Linked DNA regions of Homo sapiens: region 2 is linked to region 1. The links are chromatin loops, found by intact Hi-C in ENCODE. Cell type or tissue: CD14-positive monocyte. All regions are shown on one strand. Each heading gives the region's core, and the rest is flanking DNA. Links, peaks and the distances in the headings are about the cores only.

Region 1 (5,372 bases), core at 181-5,180:
GGAGGCTACTGCAACAAGCAATCCTCCCTCCTCAGCGTCCTGAGTAGCTGGGACTGAAGATGGGTGTTGCCACGCCTGGCTAATTAAAATAATTTTTTTTTTTTTTTTTGTAGAGACGGGGTCTCATGTTGTTTTTCAGGCTGGTCTCAAACTCCTGGGCTCAAGCAGTCCTCTTGTCTCAGCCTCCCACAGTGCTGGGATTACAGGCGTGAGCTGCTGAGCCCAGACTCACAGCCTAGTTTTTTTTCATTGGCAAAGTGGGGCTGATACTAGCCCAGCTTTTCACACCCTGGACGTGTGATGTGGGACGTGGGATGCTGGTGTGGCACGGCCCTCCTCCCTGCTGTCTGTCCCTCAGAGCTTCCATGGACTCACCACCCCCCACCTTCTCCACCCCCGGCCCACAGGGGGCAAAGGCCACCCAGCTCTGAGGTGGAAGCCCTGCTGGGGAGGCAGGCCGGCGGCACAGCCAGGGACACCCTGTGTGCACGCCAGCCCAGAGACGGCCCCACCTGGCCCCCAACGTTATGAAATGTCCATGTCAAAAGAGACCCAGACACTGGACACAGCGGCTCCCAGCTTTTTATGACCCTGAGGGCTCTACAGGACCACAAAGGAGGGAAACGGATTGCCCAGGTCACACGTGCAGCTGTTGCAGAATTCACGTGATTCACCGGTTTTATTAAACTTCCCATAACCATGTCTGACCCCCTGGGAATTCCAGAATTCCAGGCCAAGTCCTCCGTCCCCCAAAAAACAGCTTTCTGGAGGCACTGGACAAACTCCTAAAGGGCTGACTCCAGTGGGGGAAGCCTTCGGAGACTGCAGCCCATCCAGAAAGGACCACTGTCTCCAGGCCACCGGTCCCGGGCCTGTTCCAGAGCCGCCAGTAGGGCTGGTCACTAGGGTCAGCTTCGTTTCGCCTGGGCTCTCCCCATCAATCCTGTCCTGTGAGTTTGCAGAAGGGATGGGGAGGCGAGGCCAGGCCGCAGAGTGAGCGTCATTCTCCGCAGCAAGGGTTCTCCAAGGACCGCGCTCGGCCGACGCTTCCACATTCTGTGGAAGAGATTCTCGCTCGGTTTCCACACAGCTTTGAACTCTGCCCTTCACTCACGGCGAGTGGGTGGCCAGGCCCGACGGGTCGGTGTGTGACTCGGCGGCGCGCACGCCAGAGAATTCCCGTGGGGAGGACACCGGCGGCCACGCGCTCCCCGCCCCGTCCCGCCCGCGCACCTGTCCTGGGCGTGTTGCCCGAGACCCCGCCTCGCCCTCAGTTCCGCCCCCGTGGCCCCGCCCCACTCGCGCCGGGCGCTGGTTGGCGGAGGCGGCGCGCTATGCTAATGAGCCTGACCCCTTCAAGCGCCGGCGGACGCAGCAGTCCGGACCCAGGCGCGCCCCTCCCGCCCCAGCCCACCCCGGCCTGCCGCCCGGGAGGGGAACATGCCGCGCTCCTTCCTGGTGAAAACGCACTCCAGCCACAGGGTCCCCAACTACCGGCGGCTGGAGACGCAGAGAGGTACTGACTACCCGATCCCCGAGCCCCTGCCGGGACTCGACCCTGAGGGGCGGGAGAGAGAGAGAGGCCCCTGGGAGCGGGGGCTGGGGAGACACCTGTCCCAGGTGGGAGGAGAAGGAGCCAGCGCCTCTGCGCAGCGGCTGCGGCTGCAGGGAGGGAGGTGGCCCACGGGCGCCTCCACTTCAGGGCACTGAGCCCCGCCTCCGGCAGGGCGGGCGGGATTCTCTCCCAACTTGGAGAAGTTTTCTAAGTTTTCTAAGCCCCCAAGTCTCCCTGGAACTCACCCCTGATATACAGCCGCCCGTCCCAACCACTACAGCCCCAGCTAAAGGCACCCTGGAGTCATCTTCCTGGCGCACACGTTTGGGAGGGGTCGCGGGGTGGTGGGTGGGAGGGAAGGAGGGCCGTCTGGGGCGGCCCGGCTCAGGGACCCCCGGAGCATGCTGACTGGGGGTGTAAGCACAGGGGATGGTGAGAAGGACACATGGGCTCTTTCTGGTGCAAAGGCACTGCCCCTCCTGCATTCAGTTCAGGTGAGCCTCCGCCCGTGGTCTCCCTCCCTCCCCCACCTCCCTTCACCCCAGAAGCCCTCCTGCTCACCCCGGCAGGCTTGCCTGGGCAGGCTGGGCTAAAGGGCTGCAATCCTCCACACACCGGCTAGGCTGGGGAGATGGGTGCCCAGCAACCGGGCTGCCCGTTCATTCCCACTGCCTGCTAGGCTTAGGGACACGAGAGAAGAGGACTCTGTCCTTCAGAGGACAGCCTGCCACACGGGCGGTGAGAGCAGTCCCCACCTGGCTTGGCAGCTTCTTGGGACAAAGGCCCACTGAGGGGCGCCGGCGGACGCGGTGGTCGGGACTCACGCTCTGTGGCCGGTGGGGGAGAGCAGGAAGGGCGCTGTTGGGGCTGTGGCCCCCAGCAACACCGCCAAGAGGCCTTTATCCCAGCTCAGAACCCAGAGTTGGGGATGGGGGGGATCCCACCTGGACCCACACCCGAGGCCCGGGCTGCCACCAGGGGGTGCCAGCTAGGACCATGCTTTTCAAATGTGCATTTTGAAATCAGTTTCATCAGTCACCCCCAGCAATTTTGTAAAATAAAATAGAGCAGAAACTGCCGGAGTGCCTGGCTCATGGTGAAGGACACTGGCTTCTGTTATGTGTATGTGGATGCGCATGTGACTACACATGTGTGCGGAATTTACATGGGTAATAGTTGCAAGTTTCAAAGTGTTGCTTAGGGTCCATCCCAGTGTGCAAATCTGGGTAGCTGTGCTGGGCCCAGTGGGCAACTGTCGTGAGTAGCCGTGCTGCCCCGCAGTGCTCTCTGCTCCCCGCCCCCGCTCCCCTCCTCACTGTAGCCCCAGCTGCCTGGCTTTCTGACAGCCAGGGGGCCCTGGCAACTTTCTGCCAAGATGTTACCCCAGGATAGACCTGAGGTGCTGGGATTTGGGGCCCCTCAATCTCTCCTTTTAAATAAATGGCTCCTATGGCTCCCCAGGGAACCCCTGAAGCCAGCAAGGTACTTAAACAGTCTCTTCAGCTGGGTGTGGCGGCTCATGCCTGTAATCTCAGCACTTTGGGAGGTCGAGGACGGCAGATCACTTGAGGTCAGGAGTTCGAAACCAGCCAACATGGCGAAACCCCGTCCCTACTAAAAATACAGAAGTTACCCCGGTGTGCTGGCGGGTGCCTATAATCCCAGATACTCAGGAGGCTGAGGTAGGAGAATCACTTGAACCCGGGAGATGGAGGTTGCAGTGAGCCACGATCGCGCCCCTGCACTCCAACCTGGGCGACAGAGCGAGACTCTGTCTCAAAACAAAACAAAACAAAACAGTGTCTTCTCCCCAGGATCTGGACCGCAGCATGAATAAAAAGGCAAGCAAAACCCAGAGAGTATGGGGAAAGCATTTAAAATCCCAGCAGAAACACATGGTCAGCCTGACGGGGCGAGACTGTCTCTTGCCCCGTCCTGCCTCTGGGCTCAGCCACTGGGCCCACAAACAGGGTCCTGGCTCTGTGACAATACCTGGAGGCAGAAAGGTGGCCATGTCTTAGAGATGGAAAAAAGAAATGGTGACTTTTTCCTGCAGAGAGGCCCCAGCAAAGCCGGGAAACCTGGGGCTCCCCCAGTGCTGTCTCCCCAGAACTCTCTTGGACGCTGCCTCTTAGCCTGTCATTGCCGTCACTTCTGGGTGGACAGAAACCTGATGACTCTGTAATTAGGAAAACTGAGGGTGGGAGGAGGTCAGGTCAGGAGAGAGTGGCAGATGGGAGGCGTTCCTTTGAATCCCCTATTCCTCCTCATCCTCACAGCACTGGTTATTGTCAATTTTTTTCAGTTCTACTGGGTGTGAGCATCTCATTGTGATTGCGATTTGGGCTTCCCTGATGGCATTGAGCATCTTTGCATGTGTTCATTGGCCATTTGTGTATCGTCTTTGGAGAAATAGTTATTCAGATCCCTTGCCCAGGCCGGGCGCAGTGGCTCACACTTGTAATCCAGCACTTTGGGAGGCTGAGGTGGGCAGATCCCTTGAGGCCAGGAGTTTGAGACGAGTCTGGCCAATGTGGCAAAAACCCGCGTCTACTAAACATACAAAAATTAGCTGGGCATGGTGGCAGGTGTCTGTAATCCCAGCTATCAGGAGGCTGAGGCAGGAGAATTGTTTGAACCTGGGAGGCGGAGGTTGCAGTGAGCTGAGATCACGCCATTGCACTCCAGCCTGGGCGACAAGAGTGAGACTCCAGCTCAAAAAAAAAAAAAAAAAAAAAGGCCAGGCGCAGTGGCTTATGCCTGTAATCCCAGTACTTTGGGAGGCTGATGCAGGCGGATCACAAGGTCAAGAGTTCGAGACCAGCCTGGCCAACATGGTAAAACCCTGTCTCTACTAAGAATACAAAAATAAGCCAGGCGTGGTGGCGCATGCCTGTAATCCCAGCTACTTGGGAGGCTGAGGCAGGAGAATTGCTTGAACCAGGGAGGCAGAGGTTGCAATGAGCCCAGATCGTGCCATCGCACTCCAGCCTGGGTGACAGAGCGAGACTCCATCTGGGGGAAAAAAAAAATTAGCCAGGCATGGTGGCGCACACCTGTAGTCCCAGCTACTTGGGAGTCTGAGGCAGGAAAATCATTTGGACCTGGGAGGTGGAGGTTGCAGGTTGCAGTGAGCCGATTTCACGCCACTGCACTCCAGCCTGGGAGACAGAGCAAGACTCTGTCTCAAAAAAAAAAAAAAAAAAAGGGTGGGGGGCCAGGTGCGGTGGCTCACGCCTGTGATCCCAGCACTTTGGGAGGCCAAGGAGGGTGGATCACGAGGTCAGGAGATCGAGACCATTCTGGCTAACACAGTGAAATCCTGTCTCTACAAAAAAAATACAAAAAAATTAGCCGGGCGTGGTGGCAGGCGCCTGTACTCCCAGCTACGCAGGAGGCTGAGGCAGGAGAATCGCTTGAACCCAGGAGGTGGAGGTTACAGTGAACCGAGATCACGCCACTGCACTCCAGCCTGGCAACAGAGCGAGACTCCGTCTCTAAAAAAAAAAAAAAAAAAAAAAAAAAAAAATCCCTTGCCCATATTAAAATTGTATTATTTGTCTTTTTATTGTCGACTTGCTAACATCCTTTATATGTTCTAGTGTTCTAGATGCTATTCCTGATCAGAAGTCTGATTTGCAAATATTTTCTCCTATTCTATGGGTTGTCTGTCTCTACCCAAAGCCTCAGCATGGAGGTAGAAACAGAGCCAGAGATCCATTTTAACACATATAGAGTAAGAAAGGGATTGAGGGCTGTTGGGAGATTTTGGCTTTGGGGACATACAGAGTTTAACTCTTACCTGCAGACTAACCTG
Region 2 (5,372 bases), core at 93-5,092, 94 kb after region 1:
GAGGGGCATCTAAAAGCCTTTTCAGTGTGCTCAGAGCTTCTCCCTGACACCGCACTCAGCAAGGGAAGGCTCCTTACAGCGAGCTGCAATTGAACCCTATCACCACACTTTTCCAACTTGGTTCTTCTGAAATCCATTGGTCTATCTTGAACTTTGAATGGGTCTTTTACCCAGGCATGATTCTGTGACATCCTGCAATGGTCACCTGAGAAAGTCCTGACACACTGAGAAGCTGGTGAGCACACAAAAGTCCAATTTTCAACTGAAAGCTCCAATTTTAATACTGCTAACACTGTCCGTTGTTCTCCTTGAAGCCACAGGCTCACTTTGTTCCTGCCAGGACCCGGATCTGCATTCCCTGGCATGTCTGCCAGTCTTTCTCATCAATGTGTGCTCCACGGAGAGCGCACAGGGTCAGCCGCAGCTCCAGCCTTGCACGTGCTGCCCCTTGAGGCCGCTGGACTTGGGTGCCGGCAGGGGCTCTACCCACGCTGCCACTCCACCACGCTGAGTACTGAGACACACACAGAAGCTCTGCTTTCTGGCTTTCCACAGTTTCAGTTACCTGCGTCTGAAAATACTAAATCGAAAATTCCAAAAATAATTCCTAAGTTTTAAATGATGTTCTGTGCTGAGCAGCGTGATGAAATCTTGTGCCGACCTCCTCTGCCCCACCTGGGACACGAATCATCCCTTTGTCCAGCAGATGCAAGCTGTCCACGACGCTAACTGCCCACTAGTCACTTAGCAGCCCTCTTGGCCAACAACCGTTGGGGGTACGGCGGTGCTGTGCTCACTGTGGCTCAGTGACCCAGGATCACTGGGGGCAGGTGACCTTCCTTCTGACGCATTGGCAGGAGGTCAAGGGGGGCCCAATGCTAAGTGGCAGGGCCTCCGTGTCATCATGCGAGCATATTTCATCCCACGTCATCAGATGGCTGAGTGGCTGAGTGCAGTAAAGTGAGCTCTTTTGAGAGATCACATTCACATTTTTATTACAATTGCTCTATTTTATGATTGGCTATTGTTGTTAATCTCTTACTGTGCGTAACTTATAAATTAAACTTTATCATAGGGATATGCTTATATAATCATGGAACTGTACACTTAAAATGGGTCAATTTCATGGCACATAAATATTACTTTAATAAAGTTTTTTAAAAAGAACTTACGAATAATAAAAATAAATAATACATCTGTACACAAGTGTAAGATTTAATTAAATTACAGTTCTTACTACTACAGCACAGACATGAAGTAAAGTGGCATTCGAAATGCCAGTGCATGGTGAATGCCTGGCTCAGCCTTACTGTTATTATAAATATAGTTTCGATTTGGGAGGCCAAGGCGGTCGGATCATTTGAGGTCAGGAGTTCGAGACCAGCCTGACCAACTGAAACACAAAATTTAGCCACTACTAAAATACAAAAATTAGCCAGGCATGGTGGCATGCGCCTGTAATCTCAGCTACTCGGGAGGCTGAGGCAGGAGAATCGTTTGAACCCGGGAGGTGGAGGTTGCAAGTGAGCTGAGATCACGCCATTGCACTCCAGCCTGGGCAACAGAGGGAGACTGTATCTCACAAAAGTAAAATAAAATGAAAGAAAAAGAAAAATAAATAAATATAGTTTTGACCTCAGGGTCCCCTGAAAGGGTCTCAAGGACTCCCAGGGGTTCACAGATGACACTCAGACCTGCTGCTTTAAACACAGTTTTGCAAGGATTCAAAACTGAGCAAAAGACATTTCTCCAAGAAGATACACAAATGACCTATTAAGCACATGAAAAAAGACACCCCACCACCCATCTTCAGGAAAGGCAGATCAAAACCCAGTAAGATATTACCTCCTACCCACTGAAATGGCTACTATCAAAAAAAAACAGAGAACAGAGTAATGGTGAGGACGTGGAGAAACTGGAAGCCCCCACACCACTGGTGGGAAAGTAAAATGGCACAGCCACTGTGGAAGACAGCTTGGCGGCTCCTCAAAACATGAAACATACAACCACCAGGTCATCAGCAACTCCACTGCCAGCGGCTCCGCAAAAGATGAAACACACAACCACCAGGTCATCAGCAACTCCGCTGCCAGCGGTTCCTCAAAAGATGAAACATACAACCACCAGGTCATCAGAAACTCCGCTGCCAGCGGTTCCTCAAAAGATGAAACACACAACCACCAGGTCATCAGCAACTCCACTGCCAGCGGTTCCTCAAAAGATGAAACACACAACCACCACGTCATCAGAAACTCCGCTGCCAGCAGTTCCACAAAAGATGAAACACACAACCACCAGGTCATCAGCAACTCCACTGCCAGGCACATGCGAAAGAGCTGAAAGCAGGGTCTGAAGAGATTTTTACGCCCACGTTCACAGCAGCTCTATTCACAATTGCCTAGAGGTGGAAACCACCCAAGTGTCCACCCACAGATGAGGGAAACACCCAATGCAGCTGCTCCACACTAACAAATATTGGTCAATCTTTTTTTTTTTTTTTGGAGACGGAGTCTCGTTCTGTTGCCCAGGCTGGAGTGCAGTGGTGTGATCTTGGCTCACTGCAACCTCCACCTACTGGGTTCAAGCGATTCTCCTGCTTTGGCCTCCCAAATAGCTGGAATTAGAGGTGTGCTCTACCACCCCCAGCTAATTTTGTATTTTTAGTAGAGACAGGGTTTCACCATGTTGAGCAGTCTGGTCTCGAACTCCTAACCTTGAGTGATCCACCCACCTCGGCCTCCCAAAGTGCTATGATTACAGGCATCAGCCACCGCACCTATTATTCAGTCTTAAAAAGACAGAAGGCCAGGTGCAGTGACTCACGCCTGTAATCCCAGCACTTTGGGAGGCCGAGGAGGGCAGATCACGAGGTCAGGAGATCGGGACCATCCTGGCTAACACAGTGAAACTCCGTCTCTACCAAAAACTACAAAAATTACCTGGGCGTGGTGGCGGGCGCCTGTAGTTCCAACTACTCAGGAGGCTGAGGCAGGAGAATGGCGTGAACCCAGGAGGCAGAGCTTGCAGTGAGCCGAGATGGTGCCACTGCACTCCAGCCTGGGTGACAGAGCAAGACTCCATCTCAAAAAAAAAAAAAAAAAGTATTCCACCACAATTTTAAAAAATTAGGGGGAGCACAGCCAAGGAGATCAGACCCAAAAAATGGACTGGGATGCTTGTTCACTGAGGGATAAATCAGAAGCCCAAAGTAGGGGCCGGGTGTGGTGGCTCACACCTGTAATCCCAGCACTCTGGGAGGCTGAGGTGAGCGGATCACCTGAGGTCAGGGGTTCGAGACCAGCCTGGCCAACATGATGAAACCCCATGTCTGCTAAAAATACAAAAATGAGTTGGGGGTGGTGGCAGATGCCTGTAATCGCAGCTACTCGGGAGTCTGAGACAGAAGAATAGCTTGAACCCAGGTGGAGGTTCCAACGAGCCGAGATCTCACCATTGCACTCCAGCCCGGGTGACAGAGCGAGACACTGTCTCAAAAAAAAAAAAAAAAGAAATAAAGAAACCCAAAGTGGGACACAGTTTAAAGAAGATGCTACTTACTCCTCTGTGGACAGAACTTTGTGTCCTGATGATCCAACACAGGCCCACGAGAGATAAAAACATCCCATGAAGAAGTACAGCTCCAGTTGTAGTGTATGTGCTGTGGAGCCGGGCAGGCGTACACAAAGCACTGATCTCTAAAATGTGAGCAAGGTGTGTTCCCAGTGCATTTTGCTGTCATTTGGTCACAAATCTCAATGTGTCCACTAAGCGATTAAATGATTAATCTCTATATCACAACGTGTCGGAGATAAAGCTAAGAGAGGCCTGAGCAGTGGCTCATGCCTGTCATCCCCATACTCTGGGAGGCTGAGGTGGAAGGATTGCTTGAGCCTAGTATTTGAGACCAGCCTGAGCAATATAGTGAGATCCCATCTCTACAAGTAATTTAAAAAAGAAAGATGAGCTCTTGCAATGTTGCCCAGGCTGGTCTCTAACTCCTGGGCTCAAGTGATCCTCCCCATTCAGCTTCCCAAAGTGCTAGGATTCCAGGTATGAGCTACCATGCCCAGCCACCGACTTTTTTCTAAGAAAAGAATTTTCTAATTGTGACACAATTCACATAACATAAAATACTCCCATTTAATGTGTACAATTCACTGGTTTGCAGTATATTCACAAAGTTGTGTAAGCATCACCACTAGCTAGTTCTAGAACATTCCATCACCCCAAAGAGGAAATCCTGTACTCACTAGCTATCACTCTCCACCCCCAGTCCAGGCAACGAGGAATCAATCTACTTTCCGTCTCTGTGGATCTGTGGCCTTCTGTGCTCCCTTCTGTCACTCAGCACGTCTTTAAGGCTCGTCCACATTGTGGCATGAGTCACAATCTACTTTCTGTCTCTGTGGATCTGTGGCCTTCCGTGCTCCCTTCTGTCACTCAGCACGTCTTCAAGGCTCGTCCACGTTGCGGCGTGAGTCACAATCTGCTTTCTGTCTCTGTGGACCTGTGGCCTTCTGTGCTCCCTTCTGTCACTCAGCACGTCTTCAAAGTTTGTCCACATTGTGGCATGAGCCAGTGCTTCATTCCCTTTATGGCCAAGTAGCATTCCACTGCATGGACAGGCCACACTTGTTTATCCATTCCTCACTTTTTGGGTACCTGGGTTGTTTCTCTTTGGTTACTGGAAATTATGCTGCTGTGAACATTAATGCACAAGCTTTCACATAAATGCACACGTCCGTTTCTCTTGGCTGCATACCTGCAGTGGAACTGCTGGGTCATACAGTGGGTACCCGGGAGCTTCTGAGGAACTGTTTCCTAAAGCAGCTGCACCGTTTTACCCTCTCACGAGCAGTGAATGAGGGCTCCAACATCTCCATATCCTTGCCAACACAACAAACTTCATTTTGTTTTTAAAATAACTTGTTGTTATTGGAGAGATCATAAACTGAAGAATTTCAATTTCATATAAACTGCAGGTAGGCAGAAACATTTAAGTCCAAATTTCTCATAACAAAGCAGCAGCAGAAGACATGATCTAGAAAACGGTAAGAATCAGCCACTTCCTCTGTACCGTATCACCTCACTCTACAGAATAAAAACACTTCTGAAATGAGTTATTGATAACACCTGATTAAGCCGCAAAAATGCTGCCTTATCTAGCTTCTGACTTTTTTTTTTTCAAGAGACTGAGTCTCACTGTCGCCCAGGCTGGAGTACAGTGGCACGATCATGGCACAACTGCAGCCTCAACTTCCCAGGCTCAAGTGATCTGCCCCTGTCAGCCCCCACCCCCCACGTAGCTGGGACTACACATGCGTGCCACCAAACCCTGCTAAGTTTTCATTTTTTGTAGAGACAAGGTCTCA

What was found. Peaks named below come from ENCODE experiments on the same cell type or tissue, not always from the same donor. Only the 100,000 strongest peaks of a DNase experiment are listed, where the experiment ranks them.
Region 2: a loop joins it to region 1, with 2.1 times the contacts of the local background. A loop is called at or near these places in 2 of 110 quality-filtered maps.

The regions. Positions count from the first base shown.
Region 1 is chr16:88,682,475-88,687,846 of GRCh38, reverse strand. It overlaps SNAI3 (snail family transcriptional repressor 3), which reads left to right and starts at 1,340. Exons shown (of 3, transcript NM_178310.4): 1 at 1,340-1,516. The coding sequence starts at 1,441. It overlaps SNAI3-AS1 (SNAI3 antisense RNA 1), which reads right to left. Exons shown (of 4, transcript NR_024399.1): 4 at 661-1,056. RefSeq lists silencers at 1,060-1,519, 1,570-1,729 and an enhancer at 5,188-5,372. In CD14-positive monocyte, for the core only: CTCF peaks have their summits at 2,281 and 2,483 (motif pointing right); DNase peaks (open chromatin) are centred at 676, 1,156 and 2,606; H3K4me3 peaks cover 3,375 bases; H3K27ac peaks cover 2,104 bases.
Region 2 is chr16:88,588,701-88,594,072 of GRCh38, reverse strand. The region is part of intron 3 of ZC3H18 (zinc finger CCCH-type containing 18); the gene reads right to left. Among named protein-coding and RNA genes, the nearest start is that of ZC3H18, 21 kb to the right of the region's middle. RefSeq lists enhancers at 2,113-2,362, 4,258-4,552. In CD14-positive monocyte, for the core only: no CTCF peak of the experiment used is centred there; a DNase peak (open chromatin) is centred at 2,252; H3K27ac peaks cover 982 bases.